2 separate regions of the Homo sapiens genome follow, and region 1 is linked to region 2. A link is an interaction called in ENCODE POLR2A ChIA-PET data of the cell type or tissue named here. Cell type or tissue: Panc1. All regions are shown on one strand. Each heading gives the region's core, and the rest is flanking DNA. Links, peaks and the distances in the headings are about the cores only. Region 1 overlaps NOTCH1 (notch receptor 1). Region 2 holds the start of EGFL7 (EGF like domain multiple 7).

Region 1 (9,922 bases), core at 1,385-9,384, 140 kb after region 2:
GAACAGGGGTTGGGACACAGGGTCCTGGCAGGTTTGAGGAGCCCGGGGCCTTCCTTGCTATAGCTCTTTGTTCTGGGGGATTTGGGGAGGCCAGGGAAGGGGCTGTGAGCAACGAGGTTCCAGCATCTTCCCAAGCCTCCTCCATCCCCCAGGGCTGGGCTGCTTGGCCGTTCCAGTGGGAGAGGACCCGAGGTGGGACCCCGAGCCCCCTGCCCAGCTCATTTCTTAGCAGCCGGTGCCTCCTGGAAGGTGGGTGGTGCCCACTGGGATTGGGGAAACTTGGTCTAGCCTCTACCCAAGGGAGGGGCTGAGGTCCCAGGACTCCCCCTGCCCCAGAAGCCTTGGTCCGGGCTAGAGCTGGGCTCGTTGGCCTCATGGAAGCCTGCCTTGGGAAGCATCCCCACCCAGGTCTGGCCTTGTCTCCCCGTCTCCAGTAGGGGGTCACAGTGTCCCCCCAGCCAGTCCACATATGGCCCCATTTGCTTGGGCAGGCCGATGGGTGGGCCTGTCTGTGTGGCCCAGGTCACCTGGTGGGGCCCACTGTCAGTGGCGTAGGTAGAAGGTGGTCAGCCTTGCTGGGTCTTAGCAGAGCACGGCAGGATCTGGGTCTGGGGAGGGCGTGGGGGTGCCCCTGCCATCACAGGAGCAGGCAGAGTGGGAGCCCTAGACTCCCCTCTGGGCAGAAAGCCCCTTGAGGCTGGGGGCAGGTCCTGCTGGTGAGGGAGGGGTCCCAGGGGCAGGGGCACCCTCAGGCTGGCCGCCTAGCGATTGGCTCCTGCAGGACGTGGCCACGGGCTCCCTGGGAGCAGCAGCTGTTGGGGGTGTCTGGGGAGAAGACCCCCATTTATTGCCCTGTGAGGGACCACACTGCTGCCAGGGGACCCTTGGGCTTCTGTGGCAGGACAGTGGGCCGGGATTGGCAGTGAGGCCCAAGGAGGGCAGGTGGGGCTGGACCTGTGGCTCTGCTGGGGAGCAGGTGGGATGTGTTAAGATGCTGATTTCAGCCGGGCAGCTCCTCCCCTTCCCTTCCCAGGGAGCCGGGGTGTGCAGGGCCGTTCCTTCCCCTCTGGGAAGTGCAGCTCCTGTGCACCGGAGAGGCCCCCGCACTGTCCCTGCCCGTCCCACCAACTGTCCCTGCCCGTCCCTCCACTGTCCCTGCCCATCCCCCTCACTGTCCCTGCCCATTCCCCGCACTGTCCCTGCTCATCCCCAACACTGTCCCTGCCCATCCCCCCCTCACCGTCCCTGCCCATCCCCCCCGCACTGTCCCTGCCCATCCCCCCCCACTGTCCCTGCCCATCCTTGCCTTGGGAGGTGCTGTCACCTGGTGGAGCCATGGGAAGCACCTCTCCCACCCAGGGTCTCTGGTTCCTGTGGCGGGTGCAGAGCCAGCCACATCACTGACACCCCAGCTGGGTTGGGTCCAGCTGACCCCACACCCCCACCCCTCTGCTCGGCCTCTGCCTGTGCCCCCATCCCTGGCCCTGCATGACCATAAACTCCTTGAGGGCAGGAAGTGAGTGAGTCCTACCCGCACTGAGTCCCTCTCACCCCTCCTTCTCATTTTGGGGCGGAGGGAACTGTCTTCTGTCCCCTGGGGGTGGCAGATGGCCGCTTAGCTTAGAAAGGAAAACAGCACAATTTAGAATTCGTCCTGGGTGAAAGGTCTCGGCAGCATCTGCCTCCTGCTGCTTTCTGGAGTCGCATTTCCATGGAGCGGCCCTGGCAGGGAGGGTGGGAGTGGCACAGTGGAAATACTGAGGCGGGAACAAAGTGGTGGCGGTAGAGGTGGCGGGAGCGGCACAGCAGGCGCCGGGGCCACTTGGCACCCTCCCCCCGCAGCCCTCCTGGAGTCCCCGCCCGCCGCTCACCTGCGGGGGGCCCAGATAGGACAGGTTACCCCAGCGCCGCCAGGCCACTGAGCGTGGGGGATGGGACAGGCAGGTGCCGGGTGACCCTAAGAGGGACGCACGGAAGGGGAGTCCACGGGGGCACACCTGGCGTGGGTTGGGTCTCCTCCGTGGGAGCCCGAGAGCTGGGTGGCTTGGTGGACAGGGCAGCTCTCTCGTCCAGTCGGGGGAGACTGGCGTTCCCTATCTCAAGCCTCACTTTTTAGCCCCAGAGGGGTCTCCCCACCGCCCCTGATAGGAGGAGATGCGGGGACGGTGGAAGGTGGGGTGCGGGTCACTCATGGAAGCCCTGAGGATCCCCGTGGGCGCGGCAGCTGTTGGGTGCCACCTCACTCGGCCAAGCCCTGGCGCCCACCTCGCGGCCCACACCCACCTGGCCGCCGGGACAGCATTGAAGACAGAGTGGCCCGGGTACCGGGGGTGTGGCCAGCGCCAAAGCTGTGAAGGATTTGCTCACAGGCTGGTGGTCCTGGCCATGGCCATGCTGCAGGCCTGAGGTCCCTCCCACCTTCTCAGGGACGTCTGGGTGCTGTGCGGAGGGCAGGTGTTCGCCGTCTGTAGGGTGCTCCAGCTCTGTGGCCATGTGGGAGAGAGGTACAGACTGGGGCGGGCACAGGCTGGAGGCTGCCCACAGCAGCAGCGGGAGACTGGGCCCAAAGCTGCCCCCCACACACAGACCCCCACACCTGGCTCAAAACTTTCTCCAGGCTCGGCCCGGTTCCCCCCAGCTAGCGCGTCTCACGGAACCTCCAAGCCGTGGCTGTGGGGCCGTGGCAGGGGCCTTCCCTGTGGTGTCCGATGCCCAGGCTGGGAGTGGGGGCGGACAATGGGCCCTCTCAGCCTGCATTCCCCCACGGGAGCCTCCTCAGGCCTCCGGCTGGGGCTCCTGCCCCACCCGCTGGGAGCAGCTGCCGCCACGTCTGACACCTGCTCCCAGCCGCCCTTTGTCCGAGCACCGACGCCTGATTTATGGGGCGTGTTTTCCTCTTGCTGGCCCGGCGTGATACAGCCTCGTTAACTGGGATGCGTCCGGTTGGGCAGATTCTCCCACAGTCCTCCACGTTGGGGTCCGCGCTCAGGGTGGGGAGTGGGGCCCGGTGTCCGGGCAGAGTGTCGTGGTCCATTCAGGGACAGCCAATGTCCTGTGACCTCAGGGCACTTGGTGGGAGACTGCTCTAGGGGCTCGGACCTCCAGCGTCTCCCCTCTGGGGTCCCCTAAAGCTGTGGGATGGGCCTCCCCTGCCCCTCCTCCCCGTCTTGCCCAGCAGGTGAGCTTTTCCCGCTCCTTGGAGCCTCGAGGGGCCGGGAGGCAGGGGACCAGCTTGCATGGGCCAGGCTGAGGAGCCTCCAGCCCCGGCTTTGATGACCGAGCGCCCTCTGTCCTGTACCCACCCCCTGCCGACTTCAGCGGCTGGGAAAGCAAAAAGGGCCTTTTCTCCAAGCGGGAGCTGTGGCCAACTCCCGCCTGACAATGGGGCATTTATGTGGAGGGAGGGCGCCCCTCCTGTGGCCACAGCCCAGCCCAGCCCAGCCTGTGCACTCCACGGGTTCCCAGCGGCCGCTCCACCTCGGGGACCGGCCAGCCTGTAACTGGATCTGCATGCAGTGGGAACCACGTCTGCCCTCCCAACAGGTGCCCGCAGAGGCAGGTCTGTCGCTGCAGCCCCGGAGTGACCGGCCACATGGGATGGAGGAGGGGGAGCCTCATTCCGGGGCTGTGCCCGTCGCTCACTGGGCTGGCAGGAGCCGTAGCAAGGCCTGAGTGAATTCCCCAGAGCCCCTTTGGAAGGGGTGACATGTGTTTTCTTTAAGCCAGTTGGTTTGGGACTTTTGGCTTCTGGCAACAGATGGTCGGCCAGAGTGGCCCTTTTGCGTTCTCTCTACCCAAGCCGTGGTCACGGGTAAAAGCCTTCGGGGAAGACAGATGCCTCCCGGGCCTTTGGGACAGGGGCGTGGCTGGCTGCTGAGAAACGCACAGGAACCCCCACCCCCAGCCTCCACAAGCCCCTCGGGGTAAGGCCCCCCCAGGCCACTGCCACACATAGCACAGGTTTGATTGGAGACACTGGGGTGGGAATAAGCGGGAGAGGAGGCGAGGACTTGGGGGGCCGGTGGGGGTCCTGTGGGAAGCCGGCAGCTTCAGGGCCGGTCCTGGGGCAGGCGGCCGCCGCAGCCCCGCACCCAGGTGGGCTCCGGAAGGCGGGACGGTTCCCTCTGTACATCCCATCTGGAGGAGGCCATGCCCACCCAGGGCCTGAGCCGTGAGGCTGCTGCCTTCCCGGGCCGCTGGGGCCGCTGAGGCTGGTGGCATGTTCTGCTTCAGAGGCTTCACCACTGGGAAGAGCGGCGCCCGGCGGGTCCCAGACCTTTTCCCGGAGCGCAAGGCCAGGAGGTGACTGGGGCCGGAGATTTATGACCACAGCAGGTGGCTGGGGGGGGCAGGCTCTGCGCCTGTTGCCGCAGGGAACAGGTGAGACCAGGCCTGGGTGGAGATGCAGGACCCCTCCCCTGGCTCCCCTTGTTCTCTCTGAGCCCAGACTGTGTGTCCGGGGTGAGGGGCAGCCTTTCACCCACCTTGACGGGGTTGCAGAGACCTGGCAGAGGGACCTCCTCCTGGCACCTTGGTTTCCCCGGCTGTAATGTGGGTGCTTCTGCTCCTGGCTGATGTGCCTGGATGTGAGTTATGAAGACTCAATGCCGAAAGGGAAACGTGTCTGGGGGCTGAGCGTGGGCAGGGAACGGGCCAGCCTTCATCCCCAGTGCGATCTTGACATGAGATGTCCCATCCCCATTGCAGTCTCAGCCTGAGGTGTCCCATCAGAAAGGCTTCCTGGCCGGGCGCGGTGGCTTACGCCTGTAATCCCAGCACTTTGGGAGGCCGAGGCGGGCAGATCACGAGGTCAAGAGATCAAGACCAGCCTGGCCAACATGGTGAAACCCTGTCTCTACTAAAAATACAAAAATTAGCTGGGCATGGTGTCAGGTGCCTGTAGTCCCAGCTACTCGGGAGGCTGAGGCAGGAGAATCGCTTGAACCTGGGAGGCAGAGGTTGCAGTGAGCCTAGATCGCGCCCCTGCACTCCAGCCTGGGCAACAGAGCAAGACTCAAAAAAAAAAAAAAAAAAAAAAGAAAAGAAAAAGAAAGGCTTCCACGTAGGAAGGGGCTGATCCACACTTTCCGTGGCTGCCATCATGTTGACACCTGAAGGTTGGAAAAACCACGGCCTTTGTTACTGCCCAAGCAATGCCTGTTCGCTTTAGCAAAGCTGGGAAGAAAAGCAGATAGGCCTGCAGACCCGGAGGCTCTACGGAGCTAATGCACCCGGCTCCTCTCCATGGCTCTCCGCGGGTGTAGACCCAGACCCCTGCCCGGGCTGTGGAGTCCAAGCTGGGTTCTGCTGGAACATCCTAGTCTCTAGCTTGTTCCCCAAGTTAGCAGTCATTTGTCTTCTTCTTTCTTTCTTTTTTTGAGTCTTGCTCTGTCACCCAGGCTGGAGTGCAGTGGCGTGATCTCGGCTCACTGCAACCTCTGCCTCCTGGGTTCAAGTGATTCTCCTGCTTCAGCCTCATTCAGTGGCATTCAGTACATTCCCAAAGTTGTGCAATCGCGGCATGTGTCTGGTTCCAGAACATTTTATCAGCCCTAAGGGAACCCCGCTAAGCAGCCGTTGTGCCCGTGCCCGGGGTGTGGGGGGAGGCGGCTGTGCCCATGACAGGTTCCCGGTGCTGAGTGGCGGGGGCGCTGGGGAAGCAGGTGGGAACTAACTGCCCTGGCACATCTGCCAACAGCTGTGGCGGGGCCTTCGTGGGCCCGCGATGCCAGGACCCCAACCCGTGCCTCAGCACCCCCTGCAAGAACGCCGGGACATGCCACGTGGTGGACCGCAGAGGCGTGGCAGACTATGCCTGCAGCTGTGCCCTGGGCTTCTCTGGGCCCCTCTGCCTGACACCCCTGGACAATGCCTGCCTCACCAACCCCTGCCGCAACGGGGGCACCTGCGACCTGCTCACGCTGACGGAGTACAAGTGCCGCTGCCCGCCCGGCTGGTCAGGTGAGGGAGGACCCACAGCCTGAGGGGTGGGCAGACCCAGGCCCGCCGCCAGCTGCCCAGGCAACTTGAGGTACTTGGCGGGATCCAGGCCCGGGTCTCTGACCCGGAAGTAATTGGGAGCCCCTGCCCCAGGGTCCCTGCCCCCCTCCCAGACCTGGAATCGCCTCGTTTTCAGCTGCTTGCTCTGGCCCAACTCTTGCTGTCCCCGCTTCTGCGAGACAAGGGGAGCCTCTGTGTCCAGGCCGCCCCTGCCCCCTTCCTCCTGCCGTGCACTGGCCCTCACCTGTTAGGGTGAAGGGTGTCTGGAGGTGTCAGCTCTGGGAAGAGACGGCCCAGGCTCAGGCCTCTTGGGAGCTGTGGTCCTTCATCTGCCAAAGGCGACCGGTCTCACGGCAGGTCCTGAGGATCAAATGTGATAGCACCTAAGGTGGAGCCCAGGCTGGCACCTCCAGGTGGCCTGAAGGGAGGGAAGGCCCGGCCTCGGGGAGCAGTGAGGCCAGCACGACCCTCTTGTCCCCTTGTCTCCAGGGAAATCGTGCCAGCAGGCTGACCCGTGCGCCTCCAACCCCTGCGCCAACGGTGGCCAGTGCCTGCCCTTCGAGGCCTCCTACATCTGCCACTGCCCACCCAGCTTCCATGGCCCCACCTGCCGGCAGGATGTCAACGAGTGTGGCCAGAAGCCCGGGCTTTGCCGCCACGGAGGCACCTGCCACAACGAGGTCGGCTCCTACCGCTGCGTCTGCCGCGCCACCCACACTGGCCCCAACTGCGAGCGGCCCTACGTGCCCTGCAGCCCCTCGCCCTGCCAGAACGGGGGCACCTGCCGCCCCACGGGCGACGTCACCCACGAGTGTGCCTGCCTGCCAGGTAGTGCTGCCCGCTGGCCGGGGTGCACGAGCCCCTCCCCGGCTGCCAGGCCCAGGGGGTGGGAACGGGGCGCCTGGTGTAGGGGCAGCCCTGGGAGGGCCCATGGCGGGGAGTTGGGAAGGCGGGATGGCGAGTTCCCCAGACTGCGTGTGGTGTCGGGGGGACGCGTCTGGAGCGGGGTGTGCGCTGGGAGGAGGCTTGCACAGGGTCCAGGTGCCAGCCCGTGTCTCTGGAGTTTCCCGGAACTCACATTCGAGCTGTAGGACGCCCTGCCTCCCCCCAGTGCAGGCACCCTGACTTGCGCAACCCCCAGGGTTTCCCCTGCAGTGGGGCTGGGGCCGGAGAGGGCGTGGGAGCTGCGGGGGCACCATCACTTCCCAAGCCATGGCCCTTCCTGCCATCCTGCTGGTCTCCTGCGGGTGTGGGTGACAGGTAGGCGCAGCCGCCTGCCCGTGTCCCCAGTGCTCCCCGATCCCCGTGTTGTACGTAGGAGCCTCTCTGCTGTAGTTCTTGTTTGAGTAAATTTTGCAGCAGCTCTAAAAATAAGGAAGAGTTTTGAAAACCTCCAGTCTCGGCCGCGCGTGGTGGCTCACGCCTGTACTCCCAGCACTTTGGGAGGCCGAGGTGGGCAGATCACAAGGTCAGGAGATGGAGACCATCCTGGCTAACACGGCGAAACCCCGTCTCTACTAAAAATACAAAAAATTAGCCAGGCATGGTGGCACGCGCCTGTAGTCCCAGCTACTCAGGAGGCTGAGGGAGGAGAATCACTTGAACCCGGGAGGCGGAGGTTGCAGTGAGCCGAGATCCCGCCACTGCACTCCAGCCTGGGCGACAGAGCGAGACTCCGTCTCAAAAAAAAAAAAAAAAAAGTGAAGAGAAAAAAGAAAACCTCCAATCTCAGCTGCACAGAATGGCTGTTAGGTGGGAATGGGGAGAGGGCATTCAGGCAGGGGTGGGGCTGGAGGGTGCACAGGGTCCTGGCTGACCCACGGGTGGCCCAAGGGCTGCCCCACCCCCTTGGAAGCCCCAAGCTGGCCTGGCCCCTGCAAAGGGGAAGCTCCCTGGCTGCCCAGTCAGCTGAGCCCAGCCACCTCTGCGTGCAGACACCAGACGTGTGCGTTTCCTGCAAGTCACTGGGCGAGCGTGGGGTGGGGACAGACACTCCCTGGCCAGCTTGGATCTCTGCAGGGTGGGGCGCAGAGCCCTTCTGCTGGTGGGGGCTCAGATGCCTTCCTAGCAGCACGGGACCCTACCTCCAGTCACACGGATTGAGGGGCCAAGCTCTTGGGGGGCCGTGGTTCAGGCTAGGGCAGGTGGGGTGTGTGCGGCCTTGTCCAAGGCCACCTGTGTGCAGAGCTGATGCCCACCCGCCTTGGGCAGGGTGGGTGAGGACCTCCTGGTGAGGCCCAGCGGCAGAGATGCCAGGGGTGCTGGGCCGGCTCAGAGCCACTGCCCGTGCAGGGGCAGCTCAGGGCCCTGGGGAGTGGGCAGGGAGGGAAGGGGAGGGGCTGGTGGGGTTCACTCACTTGAGTGTGGGTAGATCTCAGAGGCTGGGGTGCTGGGGGCTGGGTCACCCGTCCGGTGAGGGGTGTGCTCACTGCCTGCTGTGGAGTCTGGCCGTTTCAGGGTGAGATGACCATCCGGGGGCCTCCCCAAATGACTCAGGCCTGCCAGACCCCAGCTTCAGACTGTCCCCGGCGGCCCCTGCACCCAGGCCCCCTGAAGGGCCCTCAGCCACCTCTGGGTGGTCAGGAGCCCAGGAGACAGCTGTGTGTGGAGTCACGGGGAACCGAGATGGGGGCGGCCCTGAGCTCTGCAGGCCCGGGAACTGGCTGGGATTTGGGGTCGCACAGCCTGCCTGGCACGTCAGCACTGTCTCCTCGTGGGGTCGCTGGCCGAGGCTACGTCGCAGAGGGTCCAGCTGGGGTCCACGGGGCTCTCGCTGGCTTCCCGCCCTCTCCCCCACTGTGTGCCTCAGCCAGTGCTTTGCAGGGCAGCCCTGGGGTCGCAGGCCCAGCCAGGGGCCCCATCTGCCTCGGAGCCGGGGTGCAGGGCCCCACACATGAGTGGGACCGGGACTCAGGCTCCAGGCTCTGAATTTTTTTTTTTTTTTTGAGACAGGTCTCTGTCACTCAGGCTGGAGTACAGTGACGTGCCCTCAGCTCACTGCAGCCTTGACCTCCCAGGCTAAAGCGATCCTTCTGCCTCAGCCCCTCAAGTAGCTTGGGACCACAGGCCGGCGCCACCACGCTTTGCTACTTCTTGTATTTTTTTTTGTAGAGACGGGGTTTCGCCATGTTGTCCAGGCTGGTCTTGAACTCCTGGGCGCAAGCGATCCACCCACTTCAGCCTCCCAAAGTGCCGGGATTCCAGGCGTGAGCCACCGCGCCAGGGCTGGGGTCTGGTTTTGGGTGCTCCCCAAGCTGATTTGCATTTTGGATTTTGGTTGTCTCTGGCTGCCTGCTTTTGCTCCGGTCCAGCAGACAGACAGAACGGACGGGGTGGTGGCGGTGGGGCAATGTCTCAGAGGGAGGGGCCGAGCAGGTGGGAGCTCCAAGGGCAACGGGGGTTCAAAGGCATCTCGGGAGGGCGGCAATTAGTAACCGGCTGCAGGTTTGGCTGTTGCCGAACGCGCCTTTCTGGGTTGATCATTGAACCAGCGGGAGTTGAGTGGATTAATAGCTAACTGGCTGCCTTGGAGGCCTGGGTGGGGCCATACCTCGGGGGAGGGGGCCCTGGCAGCCTGTGGAGGAGGAGGGGGAGGAGGAGGTGGGCACCAGAGCTCTGCCCCAGGGAGGATGGGCCATCTGAATCTCTGCAGCTTCCCTGGGGCTGCGAGGGGCCCACCCTGCCCCAGCCAGCAGCCTGCTGGCCCCATGTCCCCCTGCTGCTCAGAGCCCAGGCCCCAGTGTCAGCCCCTGAAGATGGGGTGTGCGGCCCCCCTGTGGAGACATTGTAGGGAGCTCTGAGCATGCAGGCGGCACCCAGGTGCAGGAGCTGCCGGAACCTCTTAAAAGAGACCCAAGGGTTTTTGTGACAGAATCTTCTGGAACCCTGTGTTCCTGAGTCCCTGTTTAGCCAGTCCTGTCCA
Region 2 (9,922 bases), core at 1,299-9,298:
CTCGCTCCGCACTCACCGCCGGATCCGGGGCGCGCACGCGCCGCCGCCACTGCCGCCCGAGCCCGCGCCGTGGGGGCCCCGAGCCCCGCCCCGCCCCGCCCCCGGCCCCGCCCCACCTGGCGGCCCCGCCCCGCCCCCATTGCGCAGACGGGGAAACTGAGGCCCCGCGGCGGACGAGCTGCCCCCGGGCGGGCAGTGACTCTGCTGGAACCCGGGGCTGACGCAAACGCGCCTCTGAGCCGCGGCCCGCCAGCACCCCCTCCGGGAATCCTGGGGCCCGAGTCCCCGCGGCAGGGCGCTCGCTGCGCGGTCGCTGGGGACGCACGACCAAGCCCGGCCGCCAGGAGCCAGGAGAGGCCGCCCAGGGCGCCCACACTGACGGGGCTGCGGGCCCTTTGCTAGCTTTCAAGCCCCCCAGGCTGAAAACCACCCCGGGACGCCCATCTCAGCCGCTGGGGGGCCGCGCGGTAGGCGCCCGGCGCAGGTTAGCACTGAGCTGGGTCCTGCAGCCTCGCAGGCAGTGGGCATCATGACCGTCCCCACCGCAGGCCCAGAGACCCAGATCTCCTCTGAGACCACATGGCAGAGCCCAGGCCTGCCTCCTAGCCTTAGCGTGTTAGGTTGGGGGCCCCTGCGCCGGCCCCCACCTGGCCCTCTCTCAGGCATCAGGCACCCTCACCGGGGTCACTGGGTCACTGCTGAGTTCAGCACAGTCAGGGCCATCGCAGAACACTCCTCCCAGCGAATCCACAGGCCCCCAGAGAGTCTCCTCACACCAGAGGTCCCTGGGCTGGTCACCTCTCTTCTCCAGGCCTCCATTTCCAAATTTATAAGATGGGGCTAAACAGCCCTGGGATCTAGTGACGGTGAGGTCGTGGCCACACAACAATTGTTACAGCTGTTACTGCGGGCGCGGCACGTGGGGCTCGGGCCAGCCCAATTCAGCAGCCCCTCAGACCCCAGCCGGAGCCAGCGCCCTGTGTCATAACCCGCGTGGGCGCCGGTGTGAGAAGTGTTCCCTCGGAGCAAGGGGTTTGCTGGGACTCACCTGGCGGAGGAGAATCAGTCATCCCCCGGACAGGGGCAGGAGCTGCTCCTCCGGGTGGTGGGGGCCACCTGTGCCTCCCCGGTCCTGGGGGCTGCTGGTTGGAGAGGAGTTGTGGGTTAGTGCCTATGCACAGTCCTGGTCACCCTGATGTCTGGGGGCTGGGAAGGGGCCCGGGACCAGCTTTCGGTGCTGCTGTGGGACCTCCGCCTGCACTAGGCCTACAGGCCCCTGTCCTGCACCTACCCCGACCCCATCCTGTCCTGAGCTGATTGTCCTCTCGGATCCGCAGCCCCTGGCCTCAGTAAAATGGGGTTATTGCCTCCAGCCCTGGACTCCCTGGCATGGGGATGGGAGGCTGCTGTGAGTGGAGCTGGAGGTCTCTCCATGTAACCCAGGGTGCTGGGCAAGGGGCCTGCAGATGGGTCCGAGAGGGCCACCAGCTTGGTCCTACCTTGGTGCATGGGAGCTGGAGGAAGGGAGGGGCCCAGGTCCCTGGAGAGGAGTCCCCAAAATGAGGCCGCCCCACCCTGCAATCCAGTGGCCACTGCTCTGGACCAGGGGCCCTGGAAGCCCCTGGCACGTGGTCCAAGGGACGACCAGAGCAGCTGCTGTCAGGGGGCGTTCCTCATCTGACTGGGGAGTCCTAGGCCTCCTGGCGCCCTGAGCCCACGCAGGGCAGCTCTTACCTAGCCCCCAGCAGTGAAGTGTTCAGAGTGGGGCCTAGGGGGCCTCTGGGTGGGAGAGCCACCGCCACCCTCCCTGTCCCCTGCCCCTGGCCTCATCTCTGGATCTGCGGTCACTTAACCCTTTGACCTGCCTCCCCACCTCTCCTGCCTGAGTCTGGAAGAGGCGATGGAGCAGAAAGGGCAGCTCCAGGGCTGCCCCGACTCAGCCCTCGCTGCCCCCATCCTGGCTAGGCACCATTTGGAAAGTGGGGGTTCTCAGACAGGCTTCTTGGTGTGGACGTATGAGACAAAAAGTGGGGCCTTCTAGGACCCACTGTGGTTTTGGGGGCTTTGGGATGGGGCTTCAGCCACTCTGCATGAGGCTGGGGAGAGGGAGAACAAGGGCGTCTCCAGGGTCCAAGGGGGGCCCACAGAGTCACCCATTTGCCCACCGCACCCAGCAAGTCATCCCTAAGCCCGAGCCCCACGTCCCGCACCCTGGATTCACACTGCTCATCCTGGCTACAGATGTGGCTTTGGGGTTCCTCTCCCTCGGGGCCAGTTCCCCTCCCCGGGCCCCCGTTGGGTTGCTCATCCACTGCTAGGGAGAAGATGAGGAGACCTCAGCCCTCGGGACACCGCAGGGCGTAGCGCGAAGCCCCTCACAGCGGGCCCAGCCAAGCTGAACTTTGCTGCCAACCACAGGGGCTGCTCTGCGGAGGGAGAGAAAGGCCAGAGGGTGGGGTTCAGGGGAAGGGCGACTGGGGGTGAAGTGTTGGAGTCAGCAGACTGGATTGGGATCTACGCTGGGCCACCCACTAGCAGGCGTTTGGCCAAGGGGCCTCAGTGGCCTCCTCTGTGCAGAAGGGGAGGAGACTGGGACCCCTCCCCTGTGACCTCGCTGGGGAGCAGATTGCGGAGCAGCCAGCAGGCGCCACGGTCAGCGGGAGTGAGGGGAATGGGGGGCCCGCCCTGTCCGCTCCCTGCCCCTCCGAGGCCACCCCTGCCATACCTGATGCTGCTGGAGCCCAGGCGTGGCCATGGTGGCCGCTGCTGTGTCCTGGGACTGGAGATGGACCCTAGCCCTTGCTGGGGCCTCAGGCCCACTGGCCGCCTGGAGGCACCTCCTGAGGCCCACCTGCCTGGCCTGTCCACAGGAGCCTCCCTTGCAGCCGTGCAGGGCCAGCTTGGTGCAGGGAGGCTCCCCCCGGGCGAGGAAGGGCGGCTTTTTATGCTCCGTCCTGGGTAATCGGGATTGGGATGGGCCCTTCCCAGCCGGACTTCCTGTGTGTGTTCTCCGCTGATAACGGGGACGTGTCGTCGGACAAACAGGAGGCTGAGGGGGGTGGGGGCCACCGTGTGAGGGGGCCTGGACAAACTGCCCAGGGGTGGGGAAGCCGTCCCCTGGGCCATCAGAGTCTAGCCCCAAAACAGCCAGAAACCAGGGCTGGACCCTGCTGGAGACCCTGGGGAGAGTGTGGGGTGGAGGACGCAAGCCCAGGGCCCTCCCAGGACCGTGGGTTCACAGGCCATGCTCACGTGTGGCTGGACAGAAGGGAGCTGCTGCATCTTTGGGCCAAGGATGCTGGGCCCTCCCCCAGGACACCCCCAGATGTGTGTGACACAGCACGGGAGCTTGGAGGGGCCCCAGGCCAAGGCAGGGACCAGCCACACAGGAGCCTTGACCAGTGAGGGATGGCGAGTGGCGAGGCCCGGCAGGAAGGGACTGGGGTGGCAAGACAGGCTGAGCGGTCCGAGAACAGCCTGTTCCGTGGGTCCCTGAGGCCCATGGTGAGGGGGTGACGGGAGGGGACAAGCATGGAGTCCAAGCTCTCTCCCCTAAAAGAGCTGCCAGTGAGGCTGTGAGCCCCTGCCCTGGAGATGGGCAAGCAGGCCCAATGCCCTCAGCCCCACTTCACAGGGGTGCTCTGGGCTGGCAGCAGGCTGCGGCCGGGGGTGTGGGGAGGGATGCGGGACACTGTGGGTGATCACAGGGGGTGCTCTGTCAGATTCCCGGCGTCCCAGCCTCCAGGTCTGACCCTCATCTTCCCTGTTCACACGGCAGTGGGAGCCTCAGGCCGAGCGAGCCACTGTGGCAAAGGTGGGCTGGGTGGGAGGGGACACGGTGCCGAAGGGAGCTGGGTGGCTTTGGAGGGCACGCCTGGAACCCCAGGAGAGCAGGGCCTCTCCCAACCCCGCTGTCCGTGGGGTGTGAGCCCTGCTTTGGGGTCAGCCCCTGTCGGCCTGATGCCTGGGACACCCCCATTTCCCTGGCCCTGGGCGGTCAGTGTGCCCCCACCTCTCCAGCCCCACTCAGCTGGGCAACTTGAGCCAAGGGAGGCTGGGGCAGCTGGGGAAATTCCCCACGGGACTTTGGAGGGCAGGTGGAAACCTCACCCACACGCGATGCGCCTCCCCCTCAAGCAGGAACCAGCTCCCCTCTACCCACGGCCAGGGGAAGGGTCTGCTCTGGGCGCCAGGCTGTGGTCAGGGCTCAGGGCCTCAGCCAGGCAGGACCTCACTCTTCTCCGGGCCTGTTTCTGCACCTGCTTCATGGTCACTGAGCTGGTTTAAGGGGGCGCTCCTGGCACCCAGGCACCGCTGGTCTGAGCGGGAGGGGCCTCTTTCCAGAGGTGGCCCCTGCCCTGAGGTTGGAGCAGATAGGCAGAACCCCATTTCCCCACCTCCTCCACACTAGGCCACCCTGGGATCTGGCCCTTACCCTACTGGCTGCACCCTCAGCCGCCCTGTGCCTCCCTCGGCCCCCTGGCTCTCCCACCCAGGGGCTCATCCTGCCCTGGCCAGCCTGTCCCTCCAGCTGTCAGGAGGGGGTTGCAGTGAAGAACAAGTTGGCAGCAGGCCGGGCCCAGTCCCCCAGGCTGTCACCCAGGAGTCCAGTGCCAGGAGGACAGCCTGGGGAGGACCCAGACTCTGCCCTCGCCCCTGGCTGTAAGCACAGCAGTCAGTTCACCGGGAAGGCCCCCAGCGGGCCAAGCCTTAGCAACTCGTGCACTCGGCTACTTAGCTACTCCACCGTATAGGGGCCCAGTAGGCTTGTGCCCCCATCCCAGGAGGTGCCCTCTTGCCCTCTGCCTGCATCCCTGCGGCCTGCCCCCTCCTCCCCCACCTGCATGCCCCTGGATCTGCCCTGGCCTCCTGGTGGAAGGACCCACAAGCATGGGGTGGGCTAGATCCAGCCCTTTCTGTGTACAGAGGGGGAAACTGAGGCCCAGAGGGAGAAGTGACCGGCCCAGGTGAGCCTGGAGGCCGGACAGGGCTGGGATGCTCGGCACAGGAGGCTGCCTCACCCTTCCTTCCTCTTCTTGGGGAGCCCCATGTCCCCCACCCCAGCTTGTCCTATGTCCCAACCTGGAGCAGCCCCTGTCATCAGACCTATCCGGCCAGGGGACAGCTCGGGGCAGGAATAGCTAAGTAGCCGAGTGCACGAGTTGCTAAGGCTTGGCCCGCTGGGGGCCTTCCCGGTGAACTGACTGCTGTGCTTACAGGCAAGGGGCGAGGGCAGAGTCTGCGTCCTCCCCAGGCTGTCCTCCTGGCACTGGACTCCTGGGTGACAGCCTGGGGGGCTGGGCACCGCCTGCTGCCAACTTGTTCTTCACTGCAACCCCCTCCTGATAAGCTCTGCCCTGCCCCCAGCCCCTCCCCAGGCCAAGACTAGACCCTCCCCAAGGGAAGGAGGCCTGGGCTCAGGCCCAGAGTGCCAGCTTTGCCCTATCCCATAGCCTGGAGCCACCACAGGAGGGGCACTCCACTCTCTTGGGCTCCTGGAGCCTCAGAGGCAGGTACAGGAGGTGGGCTGCGGCCTTGCCCTAATGTCGGGGGCCCAGCGGGGACAGGAGGGGCGGGGGGTTGGCAGGGGACAGACATGGGTTCTTGGACGCCAGAGGGTACTGGGGGTCCAGGGGGTTGGGGCTGCCCCCGGGTTCTGGTATGGGTGGAGCACACTCTGTGCCCAAGGCCCAGGGGCTCAGCAAGGGGCAGGCGGGCCCCTCCCTCACCCTCCGGTCCTTGGAGGTGCCCCCTTCCCTGCCCTGGCCGCTCTGGTGGTGTGTGTTTGGGATCATGGCACAGACCTTCAGCAGGGAATCATTTTGGGAGTCAGCAGTGCCTCCTGCCCAGGCTCCAGCCCCACAGAAGCCAGGCCGGGCCCCACGCCTGGCCTCCTCCCCTCACCTCAGGGGCCCAGCACAGAGGGGGAGACCTGGTGGGAGAGTGTGGCCACCCCAAGGCCTGCGCCTGTCCTCATCTGGGCACTGGAAGGTCTGGAGCCCAGGGCTTCACCCTGCCTGGGGTGGTGTCAGAGGTGGAGGCCCGGCAGGGGCAGGAAGCTGGAGCTCTGGTCCCAGCTTTGTGCCCCACACAGGCCTCAGTTTCCCCATTGTCTCTCTTGTCAGCAGGGCCATGTTGTCCAGTGGCCTTCCAGCCACCTGGGAATGTTCTGAGGTTAGTTATAAGGGGAAGGGCTGCCTTACCTTCCCAGAGCGTGCTGGCTGGGCAGAGAGGCGTGGAGGGGCCTGGCAGAGCCCCCCGGGCCCTCCCGGGCCTCCCGGACCCCTCACCAGGGTGCTTTTGGCCTCTGAAGCCCCAGGAGAGGGCAGACTAAGCCCCTGGCAGAGGCCAGCCTGGGCATCTCAGGTGGCGCGAGACAGAGGGGCACCAGGCGCGGCCGCGGGAGCCGGGCTGCAGGAGGTGCAGGAGGAGGGAGTGAAGCAGAGTGCGGGAGGGATGGGGCTTCCTGTTTACCCCGAGCGCCCCCCGGCCTCGGACGGGCTGGCTCTGTCAGCCACGGATGTGGTGGAACCTTCCCATCAGAGGACGTCCCGGACCCGACGGGGGCTGGAGGGAGCTGCCAGGCAGGGGTGCCTGCGGGCAGAGGAGCCGTCTGCTCCCGAGCGAGGGTTTGGGCAGGGAGAAGTGAGGGTCCCCAGCCTTTCCTCTCACCTCTCCCTGCCTGCTCCGGCCCCTGACCCACGTCCCAGAGCGACACCCTCTGAGTTGAGGGGCTTCCATTTTCAGAGGAGGCAGCTGGCTCACAGGTGGAAGCCGCTTGTTCAAGGGTGGAAAACGGAGGCCCAGGACTGGAGTCCGGGCGCCTGAGCCTCGGGGGTCGCCCGGGGGACCCCTCGCCCTTCCCCTGGCCGCTCCCGTCTCCCTTCCTGGGGCTGCCCACTGCTCCAGCTGATGGCGTGGAGGAGTCCATGGCCTTGTGGGCTGGCTTCTTGGCAGGTCCCCACCGGCTTTGCATCTGAGTGTCCCCTTCTCCTGACATTGCCCCTACCCTGGTCCGGTCCACCCCGCTTCCTGCCTGGATAACAGTCGCCCCTCCTCGGCCTTGCTGGGCGCCGCTGCCCTTCACACCCAGTGCTCAGGGAGTTTCGCGGAGGGACACATCGGGTTGTGTGACCTCCTCCTAAGGCGCCACCACACTCAGCACAAAGTCCAGTCCTGCCGGTGCTCCATGCCCCTGCCCGGGTGCGCGCTCCACAGGGCAGGGACCCGGACCTGGAAGAGGTGACTTGGAGCAGGTGCGCAGAAAGTGCGGAGTCCCCCACTGCGCCGGGCGTGTCACCCGTTGGTGGCCTGGCAAACTTGAACTGCAGCGAGACGTGGGCTTAGAGATGGGAAAGTGAACCTGAGAGGGGCCGGCAGCCCGGGCAGGAGACACAGCCCCTTGGCCACACCCCAGGGGACCGGCATGCCCCACTGCTGGCAGCAGGTGATGGGAGCATCCCTGGGAGAACAGACTCCCCCCAGTTCTGCACACACTGCTGGTGCCTTGGAGCTCTTACCAGCCTGGGGGCTTAGCTTTGAACATCTTCGTGTTATCTTTTGGCAGACGTGAAGATAAATGCAGTTCCCTTAGGCTGTCCCTGGGGGGTCCCCAGTCCCAGGAGGGGCAGGAAGCCAGGGAATGCCCTGCAGTTCTCAGGTCCCCTGCCAGCAGTGCAGGAGCATTTGGCCGCCCCACACCCTTGTCAGCACTTGCTGTTGTCTGTCTTTTTCATTTTAGCCATTCTGATGATTTTGCAGTGGTATTGCTGTATTGTTATTTTTGTTCATGTAGGAAGGTGAAGAAAATCTTATTTTTTAAACGGCAGAATCCGTCCCTAGGGAGAGACTTGCTTCACAGGGGAGACACCTGGCTGGGGTGAGAGCGCAGTGTGGGCTCAGGGGGCTGTGTGCTGCAGGCTCCGTGGATGTCCCCAGCAGCACCCAGGGAGTCTGGAGGGGAGGAGAGAGAAGAGGCCTCCACTGTGGAGTGAGCCTGGGAGAGGGGTCCCCAGATGGACACTGGGTGCTGCCTGGCAGCTCACGAGGTGGGCACTGGTGGTCTGACTTGAGAAAGCCTTGTGGAGCAGCGTGAGCCCCAGATGGAGCCCCTAGTGTGTGGGGCACCCCTCCCCTGGGGATGCCTGTGCTTCTGGGGTCTGTGGGCTTCTGGGAAGGGTGTGGGGGGTCCCTCCCTGGAGGCTTCATCCCTGTCTCTCTTGCGGGGTTGTCATAGAGCTCCAGTAGAGTCAGGGACCATGGGTGCCCTGAAGGCTTCTCTGCCTCAGTTTCCCCTCGTGTCAGACCAGGGCATGGAGGGTCTTCGGAGCCCTGGGGAGGGTCCCGGGGTCTCCAGTTCCCAGTCATGGGGCAGACAGTTTGTGCCTGGGTCCTTCCCAGGAGGGAGGAAGGAGGGGTCCGTAGCTTCCAGCAGATTCTTGAAGGAGGGTCATGTGACCCTCGAGTGAGTTCAGAGTCCCCACCCAATGCAGCTGCCAGGGCCTCGCGTGTCCCTTCGGGGTCCTCAGCGCCACGAACGGGGCTGGTCCCAGTGTCCAGCTTCTGGGATCCCGCTCCTGCAGGCCCTGGAGACTGCTTCCCACCCCTGCTGAGGTTCCCATGGGGCTGAGGAAGGGGGACTTGCCGGCCCCCTGAGGCTGCCCTCACGCCTGGCGCCAGTACATGGCACAGAAGTCCCACTCGGTGGGCTGTGATTTGCCCAGGCCCGACAGATGGGGCAGCCGTTAACGTCAAGAGGAAAAAGCACTTCATCTCCCGCGACGGAAGGAGAAGTTCCCGAGAGCTCAGGGCCTGTGGGGCAGCCAGTTGAGGTGGCGGCAGTTCAGCAGCCCGGCCCCCAGCTGGAGCCGCCCTGTCCTCTCCCCACCTGCCCGCCTGGGGAGATCTGGGGGCCGCCCTGTCCTCTCCCCGCCTGCCCGTGTGGGGAGAGCTGGGGACCAGGCGCTCCAAGCTTTTAGGGGAGAAAATAGCGGGAGAGACGGTGTACGCCTGTGAGCAGGTGCTGCGTTCGGGTGTCTCCTCCTGGGGCCGTTGCCCTGGCCCTGCGAAGTGGAGGCAATGATCTGACCCCATCTACAGATGAGGAAACTGAGGCCCCATGGGAGTGGCTGCTCAAGCTCCCAGGGCCTTCCCCGGCAGGGCTGGACTGGAACCCAGAGCCACAGGGACCCCAGTCTCCGCAAGGCACAGTGGTGGGGGGCCCCTCCCCTGGGGATGCCCGTGTGTCTGGGGTCTGTGGGCTTCTGGGAAGGGTGTGAGGGTCCCTCCCTGGAGGCTTCATCCCTGTCTCTCTTGCGGGGTTGTCATAGAGCTCCGGTAGGGTCAGGGACCATAGGTGCCCTGAAAGCTTGTCTGCCTCAGTTTCCCCACGTGTCAGATCAGGGCGTGGAGGGTCTTGGGAGTCCTGGGGAGGGTGCCGGGGTCTCCCTGTTCCCAGTCACAGTGCACACAGTTTATGCCTGGGCCCTTCCCTGGTGGGGAGGGAGGAGGGGTCCATAGCTTCCAGCAGATTCTCGAAGGAGGGTCAACAGAGCCCCATGCAGGTGGCCCTGGGCTTCCTCCAGTCCCCGAGTCCACACTCCTCAGCACCAAGGCTGCCGTCATATTATCACTATTATTTAATACCCTTAAAAAATGTAAAGAGAGAAAGGGAAAAAAAGGCATCTGCCTGGTCAGGAATCTCTGTTTCCTCTCAGCCAGGAAACAGGAAGTGAGTGTTCGGGGAGATTGGGAACCAGCCCTCGAGAACAATAGAGCCCCCCCAGAGCCCCCCAGAGGGGAAGGGGAACTGCGTCAAGGGGTGGGGGCTGCCGGAAGCCTGACCTCTGCCCCGCCAAGCGCAGAGGGGGCCTGAGGCATAAATTTAGTCTCCTTTTCCTGATGAAAGGCTCAGATGCCCTAC

The links. ChIA-PET counts read pairs that join two places held together with the same protein. Peaks named below come from ENCODE experiments on the same cell type or tissue, not always from the same donor. Only the 100,000 strongest peaks of a DNase experiment are listed, where the experiment ranks them.
Region 1: POLR2A ChIA-PET joins it to region 2 with 13 read pairs; 5 of 35 experiments call an interaction of 5 or more read pairs at or near these places.

Annotation. Positions count from the first base shown.
Region 1 is chr9:136,519,756-136,529,677 of GRCh38, reverse strand. It overlaps NOTCH1 (notch receptor 1), which reads left to right. Exons shown (of 34, transcript NM_017617.5): 3 at 5,699-5,961; 4 at 6,490-6,828. It overlaps LOC124902310 (a long non-coding RNA gene), which reads right to left. Exons shown (of 3, transcript XR_007061865.1): 2 at 6,245-6,360; 3 at 4,101-4,580. Among named protein-coding and RNA genes, the nearest start is that of MIR4673, 5.1 kb to the right of the region's middle. RefSeq lists an enhancer at 2,496-3,367. In Panc1, for the core only: no CTCF peak of the experiment used is centred there; no DNase peak of the experiment used is centred there; H3K27ac peaks cover 330 bases.
Region 2 is chr9:136,655,912-136,665,833 of GRCh38, reverse strand. EGFL7 (EGF like domain multiple 7) reads right to left here and starts at 2,918. Exons shown (of 11, transcript NM_016215.5): 1 at 2,726-2,918; 2 at 2,211-2,426; 3 at 1,049-1,142. LNCEGFL7OS (lncRNA EGFL7 opposite strand) reads left to right here and starts at 5,413. Exons shown (of 2, transcript NR_135132.1): 1 at 5,413-5,513. In Panc1, for the core only: no CTCF peak of the experiment used is centred there; no DNase peak of the experiment used is centred there.